Linked DNA regions of Homo sapiens: region 1 is linked to region 2. Evidence: read pairs that join two places in POLR2A ChIA-PET (ENCODE). Cell type or tissue: CD4-positive, alpha-beta T cell. All regions are shown on one strand. Each heading gives the region's core, and the rest is flanking DNA. Links, peaks and the distances in the headings are about the cores only.

Region 1 (2,922 bases), core at 277-2,776, 61 kb before region 2:
TGATCATTAAAGGGGGTATCCAGTTGGAGTCGGCAAGGTTTTCTTACTCTCAGGGTTCACCCATGTTGGCTAGCAATATGCCAGTGATCACTAGCAGAAGGGCAATGCTTGAAAGCTGACTGCTTCAAAAAGGGGAAATAAGTAAAACCACAGAAATCGGGGCCTGAAACATTCCTTAAAAAGTTCCCTGGGAAAGTTTCCATTCTTGCGGGGACCATAGAGTGGAATCATTTCAGGGAAGACACATGCCATTCATAGGTTCTTGCACTAGATCTTGGACATCAGTAACATCACACAATCCATAGCAAACAAGGAAGCAAAACCCACAGCCTCCAGAATCACTTAAAGTAGTAATGCCATATCCTAAATCCCACAAAATGAGAGTAAATATATTGTTCACACTGATTATATAAGGCCTCCCAGTGTTCTCTAAAGAGCTCTATTGTATTCAGCCTAGAAATGTACATCCCAGCTACGGGGAGCTTTAAACATGTAATGGACAATAATTGCCTTCTTGCAGTTCACAAGAGTTTTTTGAGGTAATGATACAAATGGCCTATTTTCCTAACAAAAAAAACAAGCAAATACAAATCCCAACCTGAGACATTTGTGCTCCTGCCTGCTTATCAGAAACATTCAAACGCAGTCCTAAACACCATCTTAGCTTTTGTCATGTTTTCAGACATTTAAAAAGGGGAAGGTGCTTTAGAAACTCTCCAGCCCACCCACCATCAGTCTCCGGAGTTTACAATAAGGAAACCAAGACCCAGGGAGCTTAACCCATGGCCATAATCATCATGATGTGTCTCCTCCCTCTTCGAATGCTAATTATATGATTTTAATAAGATGTAAATATATCCAGAAAGACTGCCTCTCTCGTCAATAGGTATAAGTGACCAATGCTACTCAGTTATGATTAATAAAAAAAGTAAAATGAAAGGTAAAGTGATGTGTCATGTTCCATCATGTGAGAAATGCATTATTTTGGAGGTTGCCACAACTGTATTACAATTTGGATGTTCACATCAGACCAAAGGCAATTTGGAAACAGGAAGTGTTTTAGTGACATGAAACTTTTATGGTGATAGTCCTCGGAGCAATTCACATATCATAGACCAAGTGTTTTTGAAATTATCATTTTATAGGACTGTACTTTGCTTTTTTGTTTTTTAGAGACAGAGTCTTCTTTCTTCACCCAGGCTGGAGTGCAGTGGCACAGTCATAGCTCAAACTCCTGGGCTAGAGTGATCCTCCCCTCTCAGCCTCCTGAGTAGTTAGAGCTGCACCACCACAGCCAGCTAATTTTTTATTTTGTTAGAGATGGGGTCTCTGTATGTGGCCCAGGGGTCTCACTATGTTGCCCAGACTAGTCTCAAATTCTTGGCCTCAATAAATCCTCTTGCCTCACCCTCTGAAGGTGCTGAGATTACAAGTTTGAGTCACCCAGCCTCCAAACTGTGCTTTAAAAAAAGAGACTTTGAAAAGATTTCACTACAACAATAATAGAGACTAGAATTCCAAAATCTGATTACAGCTTCCCGTACTTCTATACTTCTAGTTTTCTTTCTTTCCCTTCCCAGCCATCCCCCACCCCCGGCCACCATCAGTCCACACGCAAGTCTGGCCCCACAGGAGCCTGCAAGGCCTGTCATTTCAGTCACGCTCACCCTGCTAGCCTCTTGAGACAATCATTCTGGTCTCTGCCTTTGCCACAGATCTGCAGCTTCCTGTCTGAGGCTTTGTGGTCCTTTCATTTACCTTGAAGAGACCTCCTTTTGCATCCTCAGCAATATTGACAGCAAACCAATTCCATTTTGAGCCCAAACCCCATCCAAATTCAGATGAAGGAGCGGGCCAGCTACTACAGCTGCCAATATATCAGAAAGGGGAACTAAACCAACAGGGAAATAAATCTGCAATATGTTGTCTGTGACTTCAGCTTTCCACATGACACTCTTCACATCGCCAGCCAAATGGCAGCCCACTCCTGGTTCTTACCAATGTGTAAAGTTAAAAGCATTCTGCACGACAAGACCTTTCTCTGTGGCAGACGCCAGCACCTTGGATGGTTCAGCGCAGACAGAATCACAGATCTTGGGAATAGATCTGGTGATCCTGGCACACTTGAGGAGCTAAGGAAATACAGACACTGCACAATGCAAGCTGCAGTCTCATTTACCAGTCACAGTTGCTCACTCTATTATCTCAATGCAATTAACTCTAATAAGTCTCCTAGGAAGTTGTCTGGTTCAGACAAAAAAAAAAAAAATCTCAAAAAAAAAAAAAATGGCCAGGCACAGTGTCTCACACCTGTAATCCCAGCACTTTGGGAAGCCAAGCTCGGTGGATCACGAGGTCCGGAGATCAAGACCATCCTGGTGATCTCCTGGTGGAACATCCTGGTGTTTCACTAAACATGGTGAAACCCCATCTGTACTAAAAATAAAAAAAAAAATAGCTGGGTGTGGTGGCGCCTGACTGTAATCCCAGCTACTTGGGAGGCTGAGGCACAAGAATCACTTGAACCCAGGAGGCAGAGGTTTCAGTAAGCCGAGATCACACCACTGCACTCCAGCCTGGCGACAGAGCGAGACTCGGTCTCAAAAAAAAGAGAGAGAGAGAGAGTGGACCAAAGAACTAAAGAAAATGTTTTGCTCTCATGGATGTGAGATTTTACAAAACAGCCATTAAATACCTTTTGAAAAAAATGTTACTGTCCATGTAACATTCTCCATATGTAGTAAATGGGAGTGCCTAACACTACAGAAAACATGTGAGGTGAAAGACAATTTCACCTAAGTGATATACTATATTCAGTGTATGTAAAACATAGGTATGCAATGTTTTAAAGAGAAAATTGGCATCTCCTTGCCATCACAAAATGGCTGTTGGACAAATAAAGAAGATCCAGTTGAGGACCAC
Region 2 (2,922 bases), core at 223-2,722:
CTTATGACATGTAAAGGAAGAGTATTTAATAGTAGACAATGGAGCCTCTCTCAATTCCAAACACTTAAGAAGAGTTGGAAAAATAGGAAAAATATAAAATGCATTAAAAATACATTCATTTACTTGTTAGGTATATGAGGAGGATGCTCTTTGCTTGAAAGCTTCTGAGTACCTACCCCTAAATATGCAGACACAACTTAACTAAGAGATAATACAAAGTAAACCTCTGGAAGCAAAACCATTGTATTGGAAATCAAATTCTTTAATGGTGATAGGCTGGGCAGAGGCCAATGAAGGGCTATTTGCTGTGCTTATTCCATTGTGGGCTCTTGAATATTCCTAACAACAATGCAGGCTGTACAACGACATAGAAAAAACCGAGAAAGGTGAAGCTGAAGCGTATCGTATCAGCAGGGCAGCAGACACTGTACTGCAGCAGAAGCAAATGTGGATTTGGTACTCAATGAGCACATCTTAAGGCAAAAGCACAGCTTCTGACACCTTAGCAGGGCATCGGGCTGTGCAAAGTTCTTTTACCATATAAGCCTATATATGGTAAGATCTAACCCACTCCACATAAGCTTAAAACAAAGTTTCTGGTTGCTAGCCCTTGAAACAATTTGTTCTAAATGATTTAAAGCACAGCCAAAATATAAAGCATAATAATAAAGAAGATCTTATGTGTGTGTAATTTTAATCAGAGTAATAAATGTACTTGGGTGAAAAAGTCAAATACTTCTATAAACATACAATGAAAAACAGCAACTCCTCTACTCGAATTTTTCTCTACTCCCCAAAGAAGTCGCTTTGTATTCTTTTACCTGTTTCTTCTCCCATTTGTCTACATATTGCTAAATGTTTGTACACTGCTATTTTTTAGTTTTTCAGTTTTAGAAATTACCTGTTGATTTTCTACTATGAAAGATGATAATTAAGCTCTTATACAACCACCTTCTACCTTGCAACCAAATATATTTCCCCTTTTCTATTCTTCCCAATATAGCGAAAGCAAAATTTTTGGTTAGAAAAACGGCCGGTATTTTATCTTATATTATAAATATTGTTCACAGCTGGGCCATATGAAACATAATTCTGTTCCTTTCTTGTATAACTTTTTTTCCCCCCAGAGTTAATACATGGCTTTTCGTTTGCTTGTTTTTCTACATTTCTATCATCAAAAATCCTTTTAATATGATGTGACTCATCAGGCCCAATTGAGTAAAGAAATGCTGTGGCATTGCAAAGGAGGCACACCCAGAGAGCTGCCTGGCAAGAAACAGCCCTGCCAGAAACACATACCTCTTGCTAGTGTCTGCAAGCAGCACAAAAAGATACTGATCAGTGCTTCCCAGGCTACAAAAGTATATAAGCTAGTTCGTTTTTCAGTGAGTAAAACAAAGCCCTTTTATTTCTAGGCTTATTCGGAACCTTTAAAGGTAACAGTAATTTTAGAATATCTGGCATTTTAAAAATAGCAACTGTTTGTTTTTTGATAACGTAAAGGACATTTTAAATGTAGATTTAATGTTAAAAACCACCTGAAGATCCAGTTCCTCAATCCAACTCAACTGAAATCAAGTGAAGAGGCTTAAAAAACAGCAAAGGGCTTTTCCTGACATTCACACATGATAAAAAACAATCTGAATCCTTCCACAATGTAAATATGTAAATCCTTTTACTATGGAAGTTGATGCTATTATGAATATGGATTTTAATGTATACATATATGTGAACCATAACATAAAATTTCTCACAGAAAAATAGATCTTCTTCATATATAAGCATTTAATTAAGGGGTAACTTTTCCCCAACATAGGTATACACCAAACTTAAAAAGAATACTGATTTTACTAACCTTTCGAGACTTTCTTTCTTCTTGGATTTCTTGCTCCGCCTCACCATCCGGCTCTTATAGCTGTTTCTCCTGGCTGGTCCAGTTTTGATTGATGTGTTTTCAAATGGGGTAGTAGTGATTGACACCTTATTCCCACTCTAAAGAAAAGATGAGGTGGCATTAAAGGGAAATGCTGTGATGAAGCAAGATCAGAACAGAGATGAGAGATTCATAGACAAATACAAATAGAAAGGAACATACATATAAAAGGCCTTCTGTTTCTAAATAACCCTTCAATCAAAGAAGTCCTGCCAGAATACAAACTGGGTGGAAGGCAAAATATGAAGTTTCTTTACGAGGGTGAGTTCTGGAGTCCACAGATCTGAGTTCAAATCCAAGCACTGTGCCCTTACCAGGCTGCTACCCTCCCTACCCTCAACTTCCTGTACCAATTAACAATATAATCCTACCTATCTCCTGGGGCTCATTTGAGGATCACATGAGAGCAAGTCTGTAAAGCCTTTTGCACCCAGTGCAACACAAGGAAAGAACACTATAAATAAGATAACTACTTCTTCCACAGGTATTAAGTATTAATGTTCCCAGTGGCTGGCTGCTCTTGGTTGATTTTTCTTTTTTCTCCTTTTTGTGTTTTTCCTTTGGCCTAAAAATTGTAGAGTAACAAAACCGAATGAGACTTTTATTTTTAATTATTTTAAAAGGCTCCTTTTCTATCACCATAAAACCTATCAGTTTGCAGAGCTGGAACATTTATGCCAGCCAGTAGGAAACCTCTTTTTAACCAGGTCATACAGGGTAAGGTAATTTCTGTGAGTTTCGGTGTCCTTTCTCTCAATCCTGGGAAGGGGCTTGCTGGGCAGCCTCTAGGGATGGAACTGAGCGTGGAGTCAGCAGTCAGGCCGAGGGGGGCCCAGGGCAGGTGGGTAGTCCCTGGCATCAATTACCCTTCCTGAATTTCATAATAACCAGGGGAGAAACCTGTCCTTTCAAGGTCACAGATGGCCCCGATTACCATGAAAGTACAAGAGGTACAAGGAAAAGGATCTTTTTAAAGGCCCATGCCTGGA

The links. ChIA-PET counts read pairs that join two places held together with the same protein. Peaks named below come from ENCODE experiments on the same cell type or tissue, not always from the same donor. Only the 100,000 strongest peaks of a DNase experiment are listed, where the experiment ranks them.
Region 1: POLR2A ChIA-PET joins it to region 2 with 5 read pairs; 8 of 35 experiments call an interaction of 5 or more read pairs at or near these places.

Annotation. Positions count from the first base shown.
Region 1 is chr5:67,220,655-67,223,576 of GRCh38, reverse strand. No RefSeq gene overlaps it. Among named protein-coding and RNA genes, the nearest start is that of CD180, 25 kb to the right of the region's middle. RefSeq lists an enhancer at 1,400-1,509. In CD4-positive, alpha-beta T cell, for the core only: no CTCF peak of the experiment used is centred there; a DNase peak (open chromatin) is centred at 1,696; H3K4me3 peaks cover 445 bases; H3K27ac peaks cover 1,039 bases.
Region 2 is chr5:67,159,526-67,162,447 of GRCh38, reverse strand. It overlaps MAST4 (microtubule associated serine/threonine kinase family member 4), which reads right to left. Exons shown (of 29, transcript NM_001164664.2): 27 at 1,856-1,992. Among named protein-coding and RNA genes, the nearest start is that of CD180, 36 kb to the left of the region's middle. In CD4-positive, alpha-beta T cell, for the core only: no CTCF peak of the experiment used is centred there; a DNase peak (open chromatin) is centred at 1,267; H3K4me3 peaks cover 1,439 bases; H3K27ac peaks cover 2,500 bases.